2 separate regions of the Homo sapiens genome follow, and region 2 is linked to region 1. A link is an interaction called in ENCODE POLR2A ChIA-PET data of the cell type or tissue named here. Cell type or tissue: PC-9. All regions are shown on one strand. Links, peaks and the distances in the headings refer to the core of each region. The heading gives the core; the rest is flanking DNA.

Region 1 (10,767 bases), core at 1,719-9,718:
CACCGATGTATGCCAAGATGTACTCATAACTAGAGCAATGCCTGGCACAGAGAAGGCATCCAATCAATATTTTTCAACGAATGAAATGAAATTAGCAATAGGAGATTTAGATTTGGATATATCTCTGTATATCTATCTATCTATATATATAGATAGATAGATTCTCTTGGAAGCTAAATCCAAATATGTGTAGATATATATCTATATATATAGGGAGATGTCTCTGTATATATGCATATACATCTTTATTTATATAGAGAGAATCTAAATCCGAATCTATATATATTTAGATGTAGATCCAAATATATGTAGATACAATATATATATCTACATATATTTGGATCTACATCTAAATATTATATCTACATATATTTGGATCTAGATCTAAATATATATAGATTTGGATTTAGATGCTAAGCAAATTTGCATAAGGAATATTGCCCCCAAAAAGTGAAAAGATTGAAAGCGAAGACAAAAATTAATGAAAATGTATGTTTTGAAAATCAAAGTCAGAGAACACGTGGTAGAAGAGGAGCTGGAAGACCTCACAGATTAGTGTGGAAGGGATCCAGCCAGATTCTCTGAGTGGACCACTGAATTTGGAGGGGCGTTCTTTGACTCAGGAACTAATGGGTAGTTCCAATGAATGATCAGCAGAAGATACAGATGGAGGGGTTGTGTGTGTGTGTGGGTAGCTGTGTGTGATGGTAGTGACAGGAGGTAGTTTTTCTCTAGGTGTAAGTGCAGTTCTAGATGGAGATCTCATTCAAATAAACCAGTAATTATGGAGAGAAATGTGTTTTGTGTGGCTTAGTGTTTTTGACTCATTTACTTTTTTTTTTTTGAGATGGAGTCTTGCTCTGTTGCCCCAGGCTGGAGTGCCATGGTGCAATCTTGGCTTACTGCAACTTCAGCCTCCCGGGTTCAAGCAGTTCTCCTGCCTCAGCCTCCTGATTAACTGGGACTACAGGCACATGCCACTATGCCCGGCTAAGGTTTTATTTTTAGTAGAGATGAGGTTTTACCATGTTGGCCAGGCTGGTCTCAAACTCCTGACCTCAGGTGATCCACCCTCCTCGGCCTCCCAAAATGCTAGGATTACAGACATGAGCCACCATGCCTGGCCCATTTTACTTTGCGATGGTCCCACTTCTCGTTGTGTATTATGAGTTGCAATTGTTCCCGGCTTTCAAAATGAGCATTGGCCTTTTCTATAATTCTAAAGTTTTTGGTTATGGTCCCAGCATTGTATTATCAGTGATTCTCAACCGGGGTGATTTTACCCTCCAGAGGATACTTGTTAATTTCTGGAAACATTTCTGTTGTCAGAACTGTGGGAGAAGACTTCCAGTGGGTAGAGGCCAGGGATGCAGCTAAACATCCCACCATGTACAGGACAGCCTCACAACAAAATAATCATCTGGCTCCAAATGTCACTAGTGCCAAAGTTTAGCAATGCCAGATGAAACATTCCCCATCTTTTCAAAAGATCATCCCTTTGTTTTCAGATTTAAGTCCAAAGTATAAATGGAGATTAACCTCAGAGTTAGTCTTCTTTTGACTCTTAAAAGTATATCTTAGGGTTAGCTAAATGTATGCTACTATTTCAATATGGAGCTTAAAGAGAATAAATATTCTCCCAAAATACAAAAGAGTCCTGTGGTTATAGTAATCCAGCTTTAAGCTTTGGTGGGTTGTTGCTATTAATGTAGCAAATCCAGGCACTAAAAGTGGTCACTTGGAAATATTTATTTCCATTAAAAATATCCAACATCAAGGGTGTGTGTCTGGATATGTAAGTGTTTGTTGTTACAGTAGCAGATTTGTAATGTCCAGTACTTTTTTTATTTGCTTCTTGTGTACTAACTGCAAGATTGTGGTTAAGGAATACAGTGTCTATATTTCTTAATTGTATAACTTCTTCATTGAAATACATGTTTTATCTTAAATTCAAAAGAAAACTCCTTTTTTTTGCTTTGTAGGAATTGCTGGTTACTTAACTACTCATGATTTACTTGGGAAAACTTTAAATTCCACACCCTCAAATTATTAGATAATTATAATAAATATTTATTTGCAGATTATCATTGTTTTCCCTTTTTCAATGACCTGATATATGATTTTTTAGGCATTTAATTATTTTTGTCTTTAAGGCATGAAGCACAGTAGGTTTTAGATTCAATGCCAATTCATAATAATGTTTTGTAGGAACAAAATAGTTAACTCGTTTATTTTTAAAATGCATTTTTCATTACATGAGTAGTACTTGAAGCCTACACATTGTGAAGAAATTGAATACCACAGAAATACTTACAGTGAACATTTAGAGTTCCTTTTCTTCCCCAATACCATTTTCTTTCCTGGGGGCAGCTAATATTAACAGTGGATCCTTGTACATACAAGTTAGACAAGAACAATTGACAAATATTGCTAATTCCAATCATTTTCCCCCACACTGTGGAAAGAAATGATATTGGAACTCTGTGAAGGACATTTAAATCCATAGTCCAGATAGAGTTTGGAAGTGAATCCCACTACTTAATAACATCTTTCATTGATACAGCACATTTAAACTTTGAAAGTGTTTTCATGGCCATGTGCTTGCTTTTTTCTGCTATCCTTCAATATTTGTAAGAGGCTGTTAGTTGTGTGCGAATTTCAGTTTTCTGTTATTTGTTGGCATTGCAGTGTTTTTCCTCATTTGCCTGCATTTCCTTTGTCTCCATAGCTGGTTCCTTTTGTGCATGTTGAGATTGGACCTACATATTTTTATTCATTGTGTTATGCCCAAATACATTCTTAAGTTCTTTTTATTTGTGCCATGCCAAAGCAATAACCTCCATTCCTGTACTTACGAGGTAAAATATTCATTGTTACTTTTTACAAACTACTATACCCCTTCCAGGTGACAAAACATTTGAAAATACATGAAATGGGTATTTCTTTTTTCCATTATTGATTTTACTGACTGGATTTTCATGTGAATCATGGGGATAACATATTATAAAATCCTAAGAGGCTGCTTATATATCTCTCCTCACCAGTAGTAATATCTTTGGATTTAGGGGCTGCAAAGTATTTCATATTACGTACTTCCTTTTCCTTATTCAAGAGCTCCTGCCCTATGTATAACTGGGAAATGAAAGATGTCCCCAAGGCACACACAAAACTGTCTTCTATTTTCCAGCGCTCCTGCCTTTTCAGGCTCCTCCTCCAGGCCCTTCCTTCTGGGTTCAGGCTCTCATGCAATCTCTTTCCCTGAAAATTTCATTACCCTTTAAATCTGATTCCCACTTCCTGTCTCTTCTCTCTGGAATTCATCTTTCACACCAATACCAGAGTTGTACTTCTGAAAGGATCTGGTTGTCTTCACCATTAATACAAATTAATACCAAGTGCCATTAATACAAAATGTCCCTTTCTTGCCCTGAAGCCCTCCCTGCATCTCCACTGTGAGCTGAGTCAGGTGGGGAGAATACGGTGGGTCACCAAAGACCATCCTAGACTATTGCCTTTCTCTGAAAATGTCATGTACTTGCTAGGAATTCACATCCCTCCTCCTCCTGTCTGCTCATCTGTCTTCAGCCCAGCTCATCACTACACCCATAGCTAGATAATCGTTCCCTCCTCTGTGATTCGACTGTGTGTCATTTACACCTTCACAATGACCCATCTCAGGCCGTCTTTTATTATGGTGAGAAATGTGTGTCTCTCTTCCCACGAGGCATGAGCTCTTTGAGGGTTGGATCCCTGTCAGGCATAGAGCAAGTTAGCAGATGTGAATGTAATTGATGTGTCCGGCCTCTCTAGTGAGAGTGGATTTATACAGTCTAAAGCCTGGTTATCCTAAGTGGCAGGACACCTGTGTAGTCATGCCTCTTCCTTCAACTGTTGAACAGTCAAAGGCACACATGAATGGACTTGCTCTGACCCGGAATCTGGAGGGGGGCGTGCTGGAGCTCCAACAGGCAGAACCAGGTTTTGAGAGTACTTTGGAAAGCATTTTAGGGTAAAAATGCAATACTTTCTAAGAGTAATATTAGTACGGATGATTTAACCCTTCTTAGGTAACATATAATTGATATAATTATCTCATAAGGGTTTGAGTTTTTTTTCTCATTTGTGAACACATTTTACTTTACTGAAGGGAATATTCATATATTCCCTTCCTTAGATTTAAGAACCTTATTAGTTTTTAATAAGTGTAGTAGCAGTGTCATTGTTTGTCTTCCCTACTAAGTGAGAGAGCACATTTTCAAGGTTGTGTTTTTGAGGTTATTGAGTATTATAAAGTGAAACAAAATAGGAACCTGGCTGCCTTAAATTACTGTTTTAATTCTGGCTTCACACTATTTTTTTTTTTTTCTGGTCTATGTCTTAAAAAGCTGTGGACATTCCGACAGATGGGGGAGGAGCAAAAGAAAATGCCAAGAATTTAGCTGTAATCAAGTCTCCAGAGGTAGTTGTGTACCTTGCAATCTTACTGTCTTAAATCCAGATTTACCAAGCTTTAAATTACCTCCATCCTTAGGTCACAGGATGGGGGATGGGAAATGAGGTGAGATAGGGTCAGAGGAATTGTTTTAATGACCTTGCTGTTCCTTGTCCGTGATCCCATAGCAGGTTGTTGCCCATCTGAAATGCTTAGAAATCATTGCTTTTGAGCAGTGATGGTCCATGTAGACTTTGACCCTTCCATACTAGAATATTTGATATTTTGATTTTCAAAAAATACTGTATTCGTAATTTTATATTCATTTGAATATTTGTGAGTAAAAATAGGTATGAGAAATGGCTGCCCCAGATTAGTACTTAGTTTATTTTTTTTTGCATGTGAAATAATGACATTTGCTTTAGAAATTTACTAACAGTTTTTATATTTCGTTTTGGTTTGTAAGAACTGAAGTCCCTTAAAGAAATGTGTGTGTGTGTGTGTGTGTGTGCATGCGTGTGTTCTGTAAGCAGATGGAGGTGAAGAAAAAAATCGTCATTATTGTAGATTAGAAGCTTGTAAGTGCATCAGCTGAGTAATTTTTAAATGGACAGAGAAACACTATTTTCATGTGAGCTCTTTGACGATCTTTGTAATCAACCTCTTTGTTGTGGTGGAATTGACTTAAAGATGAGCAGACTTTTGGTATGTTTGAAAAGCACAGGAAACATCTGCTACAGGTTGATTGTGACAATATTTTGCTCAGGGAAAGGGGAGATAAGATAGGGAGAGTGGAAGGCAGAGTAGAGCTCCCTGTCTTCTGCCTTCACCCATACAGGTACAGGTGGTAGGTAGCATTGATCTTTGGGACTTGATAACCCTTCCCGCGCGGTGTGCCACGAGGTGGAAACGCCGAGTGAATCTGCTGCTGCCAGGCACTTCTAAAGGATGGGCCTTTCCTTCTGTACCAATTCCTTCCCATGAGCTGTATTTGGCCAGGTCTAGCCAGATATATAAGCAGTAGCCATTTGAAACAGTTACTTTGAAACAGTTACAGGATAGAACAAGCATTAATGTTGGCAGCAATTAAAAAAGTGAAACCCATGCTTATGCAAACACATGCTCATCCTGGCTGTTCATTCCTGTGGTGCCTCTGATGGGACATAAACACCAAAACTTGGATGTGGTAACTCTTTTATGGTCTCAATCTTGGTCATAATAAAGCAGTTGGTTTTGTAGATCTTAGTATAATAATCGCTACCATTTAGTGCATTCTTCTATGTGGGAGTCTCTGTTTTTCAGAACAACCAGACAAGATAGTTGTTATGATTCCAGTTTCACAATGAGTTATTAAGGCTCAAAGAAAAATTAGTTTCTCAAGGCCCCATGGCTAGGCAGGTGCTGAGCTTGGTAGTCAGACCTCAGCATTTCTTTATATGGGCACACTGTCTCTTTTAGAGCACAGTGTGGTTAGAATTACATGCAGGATTTTTAGTAGTGAAAATATTATAGTGTGGCTTTACAGGTTCCCTTCTATTCCCTTTGTCACTTTTGGGATGATCCATTGGCCTACATGGCTTCTCTGTCTGTTTCTTTCCTTTTTTTTTTTAGTATTTATTGATCATTTTTGGGTGTTTCTCGGAGAGGGGGATTTGGCAGGGTCATAGGACAATAGTGGAGGGAAGGTCAGCAGATAAACATGTGAACAAAGGTCTCTGGTTTTCCTAGGCAGAGGGCCCTGCCGCCTTCCGCAGTGTTTGTGTCCCTGGGTACTTGAGATTAGGGAGTGGTGATGACTCTTAACGAGCATGCTGCCTTCAAGCATCTGTTTAACAAAGCACATCTTGCACCGCCCTTAATCCATTTAACCCTTAGTGGACACAGCACATGTTCCAGAGAGCACGGGGTTGGGGGCAAGGTTATAGACCAACAGCATCCCAAGGCAGAATAATTTTTCTTAGTACAGAACAAAATGGAGTCTCCTATGTCCACTTCCTTCCACACAAACACAGCAACAATCCGATCTCTCCTTCTTTTCCCCACACTTCCCCCCCTTCTATTCCACAAAACTGCCATCGTCATCATGGCCCGTTCTCAATGAGCTGTTGGGTACACCTCCCAGACGGGGTGGCGGCCGGGCAGAGGGGTTCCCCACTTCCCAGATGGGGTGGCCGGGCAGAGGCGCCCCCCACCTCCCAGACGGGGCGGCTGCCGGGCGGAGACGCTCCTCACTTCCCAGATGGGGTGGCTGCCGGGCGGAGGGGCTCCTCACTTACCAGATGGGGTGGCTGCTGGGCGGAGGGGCTCCTCAGTTCCCAGACGGGGTCGCGGCCGGGCAGAGGCGCTCCTCACATCCCAGATAGGGCGGCGGGGCAGAGACGCTCCCCACATCCCAGATGATGGGCGGCCAGGCAGAGATGCTCCTCACTTCCTAGACAGGATGACGGCCGGGAAGAGGCGCTCCTCACTTCCCAGACTGGGCGGCCGGGCAGAGACGCTCCTCACTTCTTAGACGGGGTGGCGGCCGGGCAGAGGCTGCAATCTCGGCACTTTGGGAGGCCAAAGCAGGCGGCTGGGAGGTGGAGGTTGTAGCGAGCCGAGATCACGCCACTGCACTCCAGCCTGGGCAACATTGAGCACTGAGTGAGTGAGACTCCGTCTGCAATCCCGGTACCTCGGGAGGCCGAGGCTGGCAGATCACTCTCGGTCAGGAACTGGAGACCAGCCCGGCCAACACGGCGAAACCCCGTCTCCACCAAAAAATACAAAAACCAGTCAGGCGTGGCGGCGCGCACCTGCGATCCCAGGCACTCGGCAGGCTGAGGCAGGAGAATCAGGCAGGGAGGTTGCATTGAGCCGAGATGGCGGCAGGACAGTCCAGCCTTGGCTCGGCATCAGAGGGAGACCGTGCAAAGGGGAGAGGGAGACGAGGGAGGGGGAGAGGGAGGGGGAGAGGGAGGGGGAGGGGGCGAGGGAGGGGGAGGGGGAGAGGGAGAGGGAGAGGGATCTGTTTCTTTTCTCTTTCTTTTTTTCTCATGTCAGAGGGAGAGAAGGAACAGATACATGTGAATTGCATGTGCCCTGATGGGTCTGCGTGTATTAGAGAGAGGGTGGGAAGGAGGGAGGAGGGAAGGCTGTTGAGGCCATAAAACTTCCTCATATGCCAGTGACTGGAGTAGTTAAGGCCACTTACTCAAGTCAAAGCCAATTGTGGTTAAAACTTCCTTGAAATATAATGCTTCCATATAAATTTTGAAAATTTTGGCTGAGGAGACTATCAGTTTTCCTTATTCAAACTAGAGTTAATGAATTTCCCAGTTATACAGCAGTAATGCATTCTTTAAAAGTGCAGAATGGAGATTAGCAGTGCAAGAATCTGTGGTGACAAGTTAAACGGAGAATTTTTAAAGTCATTTTATGAACTCTGTGAATGTATTCACACTTTCTCTCTTTTTGCACTTCTGTCTTTTTTGGATGCCCCACTCTACCCGTCCTGAGCATGTCTTCCCAAGAAGCCTTCTATGCTAAGACCTTGAAATGCTGGAGCAAACACAGAAGTGACCTGTAACCAACTGAAAATATATAAGGGTAGCATGGACCTGTGGGAATAGTGTCAGACAGGCTGGAGAAGAGAGGAGGAAGCAGCTTGGGGAAAGTGTGCAATGGAACTGAAAGGCTTTCAAAGCTGTGCCAAGAATAAACGAGATGCAGAAGTGCTTAGACAGGATGGTATAATATTAATGGAAGACACAGAGAAACCTAGCTAGATAAGCACTTTTTACTTGCCATCTTCATCAGAGAATGGCCTTCAAAACTACAAAGTATAGAATAGTCATTACTGAGAGTGCTTTAGAGCCTGAACTTAGGACCACAAGCAAAACCACTCAGAGCTCCTCCAGATGCATAAATCTACATCCCAAGTGGGATTTTTACCCTTGATCTCAGGGTCATTTACGTCATAATCTTGTGAGAAATTACCAGAAAAATGGAGATGGAGGAATGTCCTAATTAAGAGGAAACATTAGTTTTTAGAAGCAGAAGATATAAAGTAAGTTTGATGTCAGTTCCTAGCCAAACTGTAAGATAAATAACCGACTAGAGATCTTATATGTGCTTAGGAAAGAATGTCGTGGTCACCAGGAATCAACATGGATACCAATAATAGGCCTTGCCCAGACTCATTTCCTTTAAGTACTACTTTCTTTTCTTTTTTTTTTTTTTTGGAGGAGGAAGCCTAGATTATTAGATACACAGAGTGATAACATCTCACATTTGAAGATGCTCTCTCATTTAGTTCAAATAATGCTCACAAATGAACATTCTTGGCAAGTCTTGATTTCACCAAAGTATTTGAGATAATCTCTGATAACCTTATATAAACTAGTTAGATCTTTGTGATCAATTCAAACATTATAAGGATCAGAATAGTTGGTTCTGGGTGGCATATTTTAAGGACATTAAAAATTGATGTAGTTTCCAGAGCGTGTTGATCAGAGTAGTGAGCAATACCTAAATATCATGTCCTACAGACATCATGGAAGGAATTGGGAACATGTAATCAGTAGAAGACCAGAGAAAAACATGGCAGTTGCCCACCTATGGAAAGAAATGACAATGATTTTGGTATTGGAGCTCAAAAGCTAAAATTGCATCTACTTACTTGCATTTTTTTTTTTTTTTTGAGACAGAGTCTTGCTCTGTCGCCAGGCTGGAGTGTAGTGGTGCCATCTTGGCTCACTGCAACCTCTGCTTCCCAGTTTCAAGCTATTCTCCTGCCTAAGCCACCCCGAGTAGCTGGGACTACAGGTGCCCCACCACGCCCCCAGCTAATTTTTGTATTTTTAATAGAGACGGGGTTTCACCTTGTTGGCCAGGATGGTCTTGATCTCTTGACCTCGTGATCCGTAGCCTGGGCCTCCTAAAGTGCTGGGATTACAAGCGTGAGCCACCGTACCTGGCCCTTATTTGCATTCTTTAAGGCCTGGTTCCAATGTTACCTTCTCTCTAAAGTCTCTTTCTCTTTGCAAAATGTTTGCTTTCACATTTGTCTTTGAACCCCTATCGCCATACACAGTAGCTGGATTTTATATATATAGTAGGTGCTTAATAAATGTTGGATGAAATATTGGAGCTGAACGGGGACTGTCTTGAGTTCTCAGATAAAAAGGCATCCAAAAGCAGAAATGAGAACCATCTATTGTATTCCCTCTACCGTGCTATTTGTTTATTCCTGCTCTGAGTTACTAACTTTAGAGAAAAATTGTTCTAAATTATATCAGAGCAAAATATTTTATAGCTGATAAAACCTAGAAATGCATTTTTTCCCTGTAATTTGCATTTTAAATCATAACTATTGCTTGCATTTAAGCAAAAAGAGCTAGCGTTTGGAAATTTTTAGAGTGGTTACTAACCTGTCATCTCTTGAGGATTTTAGTCAAGAATGAAGAAAATAATCATTTTCAAATTTGGAAGGTTTAGAAAAAGAAATAACATAAATGAAAGCGATGCTATCGGAGCTTTAAAAAGTTCCTTTGTTCCAGTGGCGGTAGATCTTGAGATGTAGTAGGCTGAACGTCACGAAGTAATATCCCCCTCTGTTATCATGTTCGATTAGGCCGATTCAACAGTCATTGAGAAGTGGATGGATGGCGTGAAAGACTTCTTAATGAAACAGCAGGCTGCCCAAGGAGACGACGCAGGTCTACAGAGGCAGTTAGACCAGTGCTCTGTGAGTTCTGCTGATCTGGGGAACTTGTCATAAATAACATTTTGTTCTTTTTCTATGTTATTTGCTGCTATTATTAAAATTGTGAGAATATAGCATAGCATTACATCTAGATAAAATATCTTTCATCATAAAGCTTTTATGACTTTATAGCTAATAAAAGAATGACAGATTCTTCAAGTTTTTATTTCTGGACGTGGTTATAGAATTTTGAGAGGTTATAGAATAGAGAACAAGAACAATTTTGGTTCATTAGGAGTCATTGTATATTGCATTTCTTGTGCCACATGGTGAGGATTTAAGAAAAACATATTTAACAAATGAATTTGAGAAGTGTCTGTTCATCAAATTCATTTAAGTATGTTTTTCTTAAATCCTCACCATGTGGCACAAGAAAAGCAATATACAATGACTCCATGTTGTGCACGTGTACCCTAGAACTTAAAGTGTTAAAAAAACAAAAAACAAGAAATGAATTTGCTAGTAATAGTGCATGCAGTTTATATTTGGTGAAATCATCAGGCTTCTCTACATTAATTAAAAGGCTATTCCCTTCTGAGAGTCAAGTATTTCCAGTCTAATTTGGCAGATGGCTATATCAAGCACCCAG
Region 2 (10,767 bases), core at 1,904-9,903, 570 kb before region 1:
ATACTAGGCATAAACAATTAAAAAATGAAATTTAAGGCTGGGCGCAGTGGCTCATACCTGTAATTCCAGCACTTTGGGAGGCCGAGGCAGGTGGATCACGAGGTCAGGTGTTCGAGACCAGACTGGCCAAGATGGTGAAACCCCGTCTCTACTAAAAAAAATACAAAAATTAGCCGGGTGCAGTGGTGGGTACCTGTAATCCCAGTTACTCGGGAGGCTGAGGCAGGAGAATCACTTGCACCCAGGAGGCAGAGGTTGCAGTAAGCTGAGATCGCACCACTGCAGTCTATCCTGGGTGACAGAGCAAGACTCCATCTCAAAAAAAAAAAAAAAGAAATTTAATAAATTTATAATAACATAAAAATAGTAAATATTTAGGGGTGTATTTAACAAAATATATGCAGAACCTATAAAATGAAAATCTCATAGCATTCCTTCAAGAAATTAAAGAGGACCAGAATAAATGATGAGATTTACCATTTTTCTGGTTTGGAAGACTCAAGATTGTGTTATGATGTCAATTCTACCCAAATTAACCTATGGATTCAATGTAATTCCACTAGAAATACCTAGAAGTTATTTTTGCTGAGTAGAAATTGACTAGCTGGCCAGGCGTGGTGGCTCACACCTATAATCCCAGCACTTTGGGAGGCCGAGGCAGGTGGATCACTTGAGGTCAAGAGTTTGAGACCAGCTTGGTCAACACAGTGAAACCCCATCTCTACTAAAAACACAAAAAATTAGCTGGATGTGGTGGTGGGCATTTGTAATCCCTGCTACTCAGGAGACTGAGGGAGGAGAATCCGGGAGGCAGAGGTTGCAGTGAGCAGAGATGGCACCACTGCACTCCAGTCTGGGTGACAAGAGCGAAACTCTGTCTCAAAAAAAAAAAAAAAGAAAGAAAAAAGAAAAAAAAGAAATTGACTAGCTGATTCAAAGATTTTATGGAACTGGAAAGGATCTGGAATAGGCAATATAGTTTTTAAAAAGCACAAAATTGGAGTATTTACATTACCTGATGTCAAGACTTATTATAACAGTACAGTGATCATGACAACTTGGTATGGTGTATCAATTTAACAGAAAATAGAATCTAGATATAGACACCCCCCTATCTGTGGGTAATTGATTTTCTTAAAAGATGCCAAGGTAATTCACTGGGTGAAAGGCTAGTCTTATCAACAAATGATGGTAGAACAACTGGATATCCATATGGAAAAATGAACCTTGATTCTTATACCATTGTCTTAATCTGTTTGTGTTGCTATAAAGAAATACCTGAGGCTGGGTAATTTATAAAGAAAAGGGGGTTTTTTGGCTCACAGTTCTGCAGGTTGTACAAGAAGCATGGCACTGGCATCTGCTTCTCTCGAGGATCTCAGGAAGTCTCCAATCATGATGGAAGGTGAAGGGGAGCAGGCATCACATGTCAAGAGAGAAAGCAAGAGGGAAGGGAAGGAGGTGGGAAGGAGGAGTGACAGGCTCTTTTTTTTTTTTTTTTCAGAGGGAGTCTCACTATGTCACCCAGGCTGGAGTGCAGTGGCATGATCTCAGCTCACTGCAACCTCTGCCTCCCACACTCAAGCTATCCTCCCACCTCAGCCTCCTGAGTAGCTGGGACCACAGATGTATGCCACTGTGCCTGGCTAATTTTTTTGTATTTTTGGTAGAGGTGGGGTTTCTCCATGTTGCCCAGGCTGGTCTTGAATTCCTGAACTCAAGCAATCCGCCTGCCTCGGCCTCTCAAAGTGTTGGGATTACAGGCGTGAGCCACTGCGCCCAGCCCAGGCTCTTCTTAACAATAAGTTATGATGGGAGCTAATAGAGCAAGAACTTACTCCTTAGCAAAAGGACAGTACCAAGCTTGTTCATAATACATCCACCCCCATGATCCAAACACCTCACACTAGGACTGCCTCCGACACTGAAGATCAAATTTCAACATGAGATTTGAAGAGGACAAATATCTAAACTATATCAACCATATATAAAAAGTCATTCAAAAAGGATCATTGACCTAATATAATTGTTACAACTAAAGGCCAACAAAGATTTCCCAGGCAGGACACAAAATCCACTAATAATTTTTTTTTAAAAAAAGGAAATTAGTAAATTGAGCCTTACCAAAATTAAACATTTCAGTTTAAGACTTAAGAAAATGGATCTGGTCTGAAGAAATGATGAATAAAGAAAAAAAAAAATGGAAAGGCAAGTTACAGACTGGGAGAAAATATTCATAATTTGTATATCTGACAAAGAACTCATATCAAGAACATGTAAAGAACTCTTAAAACTCAGTAATAAGGAGACAACCCAATCAGAAAAGGTAAACAGATTTATTTGAACAGACACATCACAAAATAATAGCCAATAGCACACGAAAAGATACTCAACATCATTTTCATTAGGAAAATGCAAATTAAAAACCATAATGAGATACCACTACACATCCACTTCAGTGGCTAAAATTAAAGACTCTGACAATACAACACTTGTAATCTCAGCACTTTGGGAGGCCAAGGTAGGCGGATCCCTTGAGGCCGGGAGTTTGAGACCAGCCCGGCCAACATGGCAAAACCCTGTCTCTACTAAAAATACAAAAAAAATTAGCCAGGCATGGTGGCTCACTCCTGTAATCCCAGCTACTTGGGAGGCTGAGGCATGAAAATCATTTGAACCTGGAGGCAGAGGTTGCAGTGAGCAGAGATTGTGCTAATGCGCTCCAGCCTGGGTGACAGAGTGAGACTGTCTCAAAAAACAAAGAAGAAAAAGACTGACGCTATGAGTGTTTGCTATGATGTGGACCAACTGGAAGTCTCATACACTGCTGATAGAAGTATAAAACAGTACAACCATTTTGCACTGGTATTTTCTTTTCTTTCTTTTCTTTTTGAGACAGAGTCTTGCTCTGTCACCCAGGCTGGAGTGCAGTGGCACCATCTCGGCTCACTGCAAGCTCCGCCTCCCAGGTTCACGCCATTCTCCTGCTTCAGCCTCCCAAGTAGCTGGGACTACAGGCACCCACCACCACACCCAGCTAATGTTTTGTATTTTCAGTAGAGACAGGATTTCACCGTGTTAGCCAGGATGGTCTTGATCTCCTGACCTCGTGATCCACCCACCTCAGCCTCCCAAAGTGTTGGGATTACAGGTGTGAGCCACCGCGCCCGGCCTGCACTGGTATTTTCTTAATAAGTTAAACATACACTTAGCCTATAAAGCAATTCCATTTCTTGATATTTATACAAAAAATGAAAACATGTCCATAAAAAAGATTTACATGATTGTTCATAGCTTTATTCATATAGCGTAAACTGGAAACAACTGAAAATGTCTATCAACAATTGAATAGATAAACAGATTGTGGAATATTTACAAAATGGTCTAGTACTCAACTATAAGGAGGAAATACATGCAGCAACATAGATGTTCTATTATATGAAATTATAGGACAGGGAAATCTTATGAATAGTAATAGGAAATAGATAATTGGCTGCCTGAGACTGGGTTTTGCAAAATATTGACTGAAAGGGGGCATGAGGGAACTTTTTGGGGTGACGAAAATGTTCTGTATTTTAATTGAGGTGGTTAAAATGGATACATTCGTCAAAACTCATTGAACTGTACATGTAAAATAGGTGCATTTAGTTGTGTGTAAATTATTCCTCAAAAAGACTATTTAAGAAAGTGCAAAAACAAAAAGCCACAGTGTAGTCATACTATAAAATCATCTGAAAAATATGTCATCTGAACTTCTATACCAGAAAATAATCCTCATATTTGCTTCCCTTTTATTGAGTGCTAATGAAAATATATCTTGAAATAATGTGTTGTCTTAAGATATTCAGTAGAAAGATCTGTGCTGTGATTTTAGTAATAATGTAAGTACTTTGGCAACAAGTTTCATATAACAAAAAACATCTTTTATGAGAAATATATTCATTTTAAGATTAGAAACTACAGGGTTGATGGCTACCTTATGGTTCTTTAATTGAATAAGTGAAACCATGTCAGATGTCCTGCTGTGTGAATTTCTCTCACATTTTAGATCCAACTTGGATCTAACCGTGACTTGGATCTAAAATGTGGGGATTATTGTTTCTCTAAAAAAAATTCCTTTTGTAAGTCCTCACCAAATGTTCAATTTATTTTTCTTTGTATTTCTATGCTAACACATAATTTTATAATTAACTTCTTTCTTGTGTCCTTAACATAATTTTATGCAACAAACCAAATGATTATATGCACTCCCAACATTTTCACCACGGTTTGATGATTTTGTTTGTGCAAGGATTTTATATTAGCCCAGAATTCTCAGGCTTAAGTTCTAGAGAATTTATTTGTTTTTTGTTGTTGTTGTTGTTTTTGAGACAGAGTTTTGCTCTTGTTGCCCAGACTGGAGTGCAATGGCAGGACCTCGGGTCACTGCAAACTCCGCCTCCCAGGTTCAAGCAATTCTCCTGTTTCAGCCTCCTGAGTAGCTGGGATTACAGGCGCCCGCCACCACGCCCAGCTGATTTCTGTATTTTTAGTAGAGATGGGGTTTCATCATATTGGTCAGGCTGATCTTGAACTCCTGACCTCAGGTAATGCACATGCCTCGGCCTCCCAAAGTGCTGGGATTACAGGCATGAGCCACTGCACCCGGCCAGTACTAAAGAATTTATATACATATAACTAGAGTTATATATAACATGGCCTAACATGCATGAATGTGCCAGTAATTTCCCTTTTTTCCTCAGCATGATTCCCTATTTTCATGATTCAGTTTTTGAGACATGCCTATATTCTACTTTTTAGTGACTTAGCTAAGTCTGTCAATGATTTAAATTTCTAGGATACTGTGACAGTTTATGGGGACAGTGATATAGAATATTTATAATTGTTATTTTTCTATGAGGCCTGGGACATTCAGTTACCATTTTGCATAGCTACATAGACACGGATACACAGCACAATATTGGCATTTTAAAATAATGCTTGGTTTTCCACTTTTCTCTGAGATCTGGCCACCATATTCCTCGAAAGAATTCATTTGGACTCTGACTTTTAAAATCATTACCTATTGAAATAAATAGGACATGGTGATTTTATGAAAACATTATTGATAGAGGAAGAGAGGTGACTCCGATTGAGCTGAGTGTAGAACATGTAGCTCAGTTATGCTGGGTTCAGATTATTGTTGCAGAAAATACAACAATTCTCAAAATATGTGAAGTTCAACATAAATAGAAATCAGCAACCTTGAATGCTCAGCCACAGGACTCTCTCCTGCCTGCTCTCTGCCCCTCTGGTGGGGCCTTATGTTCCTTCTGTAGGGTCCCAGAGGCCCTAGTGCCTCTTCTTCTACAGTTTATCCCACCAAGCAGTAATTGTCTGTTTGCCTAATCATCTCTGAGATTTTCATTGGCAGGGAAATAGACTTCAACTTTGCTGTCTCCATGGTGATATGTAGTACCAAACACAGAAGGGTGGCAGTGAGTGAATGAGCAAGTGGGATTAAGGAAGCAACTCAGTATTGCCATGATCATTGTCTTTGCCTAATGTGAGTAGGGTTTATGGTTGCAGCATTTCTTATGTAAGACTTCACTTTCCAGCTGGCAAAATTGAAGAAATAACCACCAAGCTAAAAGCCATGTTCTAGATGGTTCTTCTAAACCATTGTAAATGAATTCTGAATGATAATGGCACTTTCTATTGTACTTTTTTCCTAGGCAGTTTCACTTCTATTTGGTAGTTGGAAACACAACCTTGCTGAACCTGTTTCCTTATAGCAATAGCTAGCATTTACAAAACATTTAGTATGTTCCACCCCGCCCACTGTGCCAGGCCCTTATGTGGATTTTCATAGTTAACTTTCACAACAACCCGATGAAACAGGTGATATGTAGGTGCTGGGAAAATGGAAGCTTAAGGAGGTTGGGTAACTTGCCCGAGTTCACACACATAGCAAGTAAAGAACTCAGGCTCAAAACCAGTCAGGCAAGCTCCAGCACTGGGCTTTTTATCATTTCCCAATGCTGTCCTGTTCTATTTTTTTTCAAGGCATTTATCTCCGTGTGAAATTTTTATTTATTTGTTTCTGTGCTAGAATGCTTACTCCTTGATTTCAGAGACATTGCATCCCCAGGTGTAAGACAGCACCTGGCACCAAGTAGATGCTCAGTCAGTGTTAAATTAATGATGAGGTACTGCCTTCTGGATGGAGTAAGAAATAAAGGATAAGGCTACCAGATAATTCCTAAGTGCTTAACAATTGTTACATCTTATGAATATACATTTTAGGAAATGATTTGTTCAAATAGGAAACTCCCCAAACTGCTTAAAAAGGTGGCTTACAAAAAATTCTTAACATCACTACATGAAATACCCATCCACGCATGTAGGAATTTTGACTATACACTAACACAAGTTCTACACTGAGTTTGAGGTTGATGCAGTTTCACACCCTTCCTGGGGTCGGGGCGGTGGGATTATTTTATGTTGCTGATATCTAGTGTGCTATCCCTTTAAGGTGCCTGAAACAAAACAAAGCAAACACCAATCCCTGCTTGATTTAGAGGGGTAGTTGCCAACCTAGTTTTGCTATGAGCAGCTCCACATTCTAAGAAGATCTTGCCTGTTTCCCACTTCTCATTTCTCTCCGTAACCAATTATGTCTGTTAATTGCAAATGAAAGAAGAAAAAAAAGATATTATACAGAACCACAGAGAACCTGGGGCCGACAGGAGCTGCCTGGGCCATTGCATCTCTGGAAGCTGAAGCTGTTTTCGGTGAACTTTCCTATCATCCCTCCTTCTTTCCCTTTTCTGTTTTTTGAGTCCTCACCTTTTATCCTATTACTATCTCCTTCCTGAATATATTGCCTGCTCACTTAGTAGTTAAGTGAAAAAAAAAATCTAGCCACTGCAAAAGCAGTATGTCTTTCTGCCAGTGACACAGTCCCATTGACTTCCATTCATATCTCCCAAACCCACATTTTGAAACATCCCATCTCCCTCTGTAACTCTGTAACTTCTCTAAGACCCACCCAGCACTACAACCTATGCTTTTGAATATTCTGTGCCCTACTGTGCCATCAATACTAACATTCTGTGATTCTAGAACTACTTTCTTTACACAGGATTTACTAAATAATTCATTTCATTGAGAAGTTCTTAAGATTAATTTTCTTTGTTTTTCTGGAAAAGTACATCACTTAAACATTTCAAGGACAGACAATTGAAATGAATGCACAGGTTGTGACATTTTTCCATGCCATGTCCTTTAGTTGAGCCCTGCATGTCTTGCCCTTTGGAATAGTCTCAAACCAGAGTTTGGGACCTTGTTCTTTCATGTTGGAGCAGAGTTCATATCATTACTTACATATTTATTTATTTACTTATTTGAAATAGGGTCTTGTTCTGTTGCCCAGGCTGGAGTGCTGTGGCATGATCACAGCTGACTGCAGCCTTGACCTTCTGGGCTCAAGCTATCCTCTCAAGTGGCTGGAACCACAGGCACACACCACCACACCTGGCTAATTTTTTGTAGGGACGGGGTTTTGCCGTGTTGCCCAGGCTGGTCTCAAACTCCTGGACTCAAGCAGTCCACTCACCTCAGCCTCACAGAGTGCTGGGATTACTGGCATGAGCCATCATATCCTTATTTCACTTCATGTAGTTCATTCTATAATTCTATAGTATTCTATAGTTGTTTTTGAAGTGCTAATTGCCATTTGTTGTTATCTTTACATTCAGATTATATTCAACGTCCATATTGTATGAGAAGGTTTAATGAAAGCGCAGCTGAGCGACATACTAATTTCTGCAAGGATCAGTCTTCTCGCCGAGTCTTTAATCCAGCTCAGACAGCAGCCAAATTGGCATCCAGAGCTCAGGTAACTATCTCTCCCCAGGTGTTGGCTCTTGTGCCCTTGAATGCCTAGGGGTGAGCCGGTAGAACTCCCTAGAGAACCTCAGTTACCCATCCTAAGAAGTGTAAGCGTGAAGAGAGCTGATCATGATTGCTCACCCCTGTGGGAGCTGACTTCTTTTGCAGGAGAATGCTTTCCAGCTAAGGCACCTTTGGGTGTTGTAGAAAAAAATATTTCTAAAGTATTTGAAGCTTCTTTGGGTGAAGACTTGAATACATAGTGTTTCTATAGCATTATGGCAAAACTCTTTATCCAACAGTATCAACCTTAATCACCCAGAAAAGAATTGCGAACCTGAAGTGAAACTGCCTGAGTGGGACAGGCTGTCCCAAGGCAACTGCCCCACAGGTCATGTGTTTTGCTCTATAGAGGAGGGGTCTTCACCTTTTATTTAAAGTCACAGAATCAGCAAGTTAAAGGGATATGTGGATGAATGGAAGCAGCTGTTAACATTAGGTGCAAATCAGTAAAATAACAACCTGAAGTGGAAGACAGTAGATTTATAAACCACAGAACTGGAGCCAGCAAACAGCACCATACAGTCGAAGGTCTCAGGTACATACTTACAATATAGCATAAAAACTATTAGTTTCATAGACGTGGCTTAGATGCCATGAAAAGTTGGTCTGGATACTTTAAGTGTATACAGACTGTTTATTTATTTTTGAGACAGGGGCTCACTCTGTTGCCCAGGCTGGAGTGCAATGGTGTAATCATGGCTCATTGCAGCTTTGACCTCCCAGGTGCAGGTGATACTCCCACCTCGGCCTCCTGAGTAGCTGGAACTACAGGTGCATAGCACCACGCCCAGCTAATTTTTTGTATTTTTAGTAGAGATGGGGTCTCACTGTGTTGCTCAGGCTGGTCTCAAACTCCTGGGCCCAAGCAATCTGCCCTCTTCAGCCTCCCAAAGTGCTAGAACTACAAGTGTGAGCATCGTGCCTGGCCCCTACAGCCTGTTTAGAAAGCTTCTGGTTAAATCCAGTATGTAATGGGGTGGGACCGTTTCCAACAAAAGCGGATCCCACAGACTGTGGATCCTGAGCGCTATCCCCTTAAGCATTAGAAGGTTATTGACTATCAACTATGTACCAGAAACTGCGCTAGGTACTGGTTTGATCAAGAATTTGTCATTGAAAGATGGAGGGGGACTTAGAGCTGGTACAGTTGGCATATATAGGAGAGCTATGGAAGAAGAAGTCACTGCAATTCCTGGAAGTCTTCAAAGGCAAGCAAACTTTTTGCCCTTAAATATCAAAATGGGTTCACCAGCCTAGAGTTGGGGTTGGGAAGGGCTTTATGCACAAAACATCCAGCTTGTGGCCTGAGGCACCCATCTGGGGAGCGAAAGCATAGAGTACCTACGAAAGAGGTACAGGGTGCTGGGTGTGGTGGCTCACGCCTGTAATCCCAGCACTTTGGGGGGCTGAAGTGGGCAGATCACCTGAGGTAGGGAGTTTGAGACCAGCCTGACCAACATGGAGAAACCCCGTCTCTACTAAAAATACAAAATCAGCCGTGTGTGGTGTCACATGCCTGTAATCCCAGCTATTTGTGAGGCTGAGGCAGGAGAATTGCTTGAACCTGGGGAGGCAGAGGTTGTGGTGAGCCAAGATCATGCCATTGCACTCCAGCCTGGGCAACAAGAGCAAAACTCCGTCTCAAAAAAAAAAAAAAAGAAAAAGAAAAGAAAAAAGAGGTACAGGGACAGGCAAGACAGGCAGACAGGCAGCCAGAACTAGAAGGGCTTTAACTCAAGCCAGTTGAGAGAGGAAGAAAAGAGGAATTGATTGAATAAATGCCCTAAAATCAAGGACTGTCCTTGATTGACAGGTCCTTGATTAACAGGTCCTTGATTAACAGGTCCTTGAATGAGGGCCTGGAATAGGACGATTAATAGAGTTGTGTGGGAGGGAGAATCTAAGAAATAATTGATGAGACTGAGAAAATGATTAGACATAGGATAAAAGAGGGAATCAGGGTTGACAATAAGGTTTTCAGCTCCAGAGCCTGGAGAGACAGGAAGACAATCTCTGTAGATAATAGAACACAGGAGGGAGGACATATGGGTGGTGAGAGGCAGTGGTTACAATAAATACAGTTTTATAGATTGTTTTGTTTTTGTTTTTGAGATGGAGTCTCACTCTGTTGCCCAGGCTTGAGTGCAGTGGCACAATCTCGGCTCACTGCAACCTCCGCCTCCTGGGTTCAAGCGATTCTCCGGCCTCAGCCTCCCAAGTAGCTGGGATTACAATCACCCACCACCATGCCTGACTAATTTTTGTATGTTCAGAAGAGATGGAGTTTCACCATGTTGGCCAGGCTGGTCACAAACCCCTGACCTCAAGTGATCCGCTTGCCTCAGCCTCCCAAAGTGCTGGGATGACAGGCATGAGCCACCACACGCGGCCTAGATTCAGTCTTGACATCTGAGATAGCATGAAAAGAAGTGCAATGTAGAAAAAGCCAGGATTCTACAGTCAGTAGTCAGGGTTTGAATTTCTTTCTTTCTTTCTTTCTTCCTTTTTTTTTTTTTTTTTTTTTTTTTTTGAGACAGAGTCTCACTCTGTTGCCCAGGCTGGAGTGCAGTGGTGTGATCTCGGCTCACTGCAACCTCCGCCTCCCGGGTTCAAGCGATTCTTGTGACCCAGCCTTCCAAGTAGCTTGGATTACAGGCTCCCACCACCATGCCTGGCTACCTTTTGTATTTTTAGTAGAGACGAGGTTTCACCATGTTGGCCAGGCTGGTCTCGAACTCCTGACCTCAGGTGATCTGCCTGCCTTGGTCTCCCAAAGTGCTGGGATTACAGGCATGAGACCCCGTGCCCGGCCAGGGTTTGAATTTTAATTCT

What was found. ChIA-PET counts read pairs that join two places held together with the same protein. Peaks named below come from ENCODE experiments on the same cell type or tissue, not always from the same donor. Only the 100,000 strongest peaks of a DNase experiment are listed, where the experiment ranks them.
Region 2: POLR2A ChIA-PET joins it to region 1 with 17 read pairs; 2 of 35 experiments call an interaction of 5 or more read pairs at or near these places.

The regions. Positions count from the first base shown.
Region 1 is chr6:144,463,674-144,474,440 of GRCh38, forward strand. UTRN (utrophin) reads left to right here. Exons shown (of 75, transcript NM_007124.3): 24 at 10,047-10,160. Among named protein-coding and RNA genes, the nearest start is that of SNORA98, 63 kb to the left of the region's middle. RefSeq lists enhancers at 5,959-6,635, 9,332-10,531. In PC-9, for the core only: no CTCF peak of the experiment used is centred there; no DNase peak of the experiment used is centred there.
Region 2 is chr6:143,890,813-143,901,579 of GRCh38, forward strand. It overlaps ZC2HC1B (zinc finger C2HC-type containing 1B), which reads left to right. Exons shown (of 8, transcript NM_001013623.3): 5 at 7,740-7,879. Among named protein-coding and RNA genes, the nearest start is that of ZC2HC1B, 32 kb to the left of the region's middle. In PC-9, for the core only: no CTCF peak of the experiment used is centred there; a DNase peak (open chromatin) is centred at 5,889; H3K4me3 peaks cover 593 bases; H3K27ac peaks cover 1,410 bases.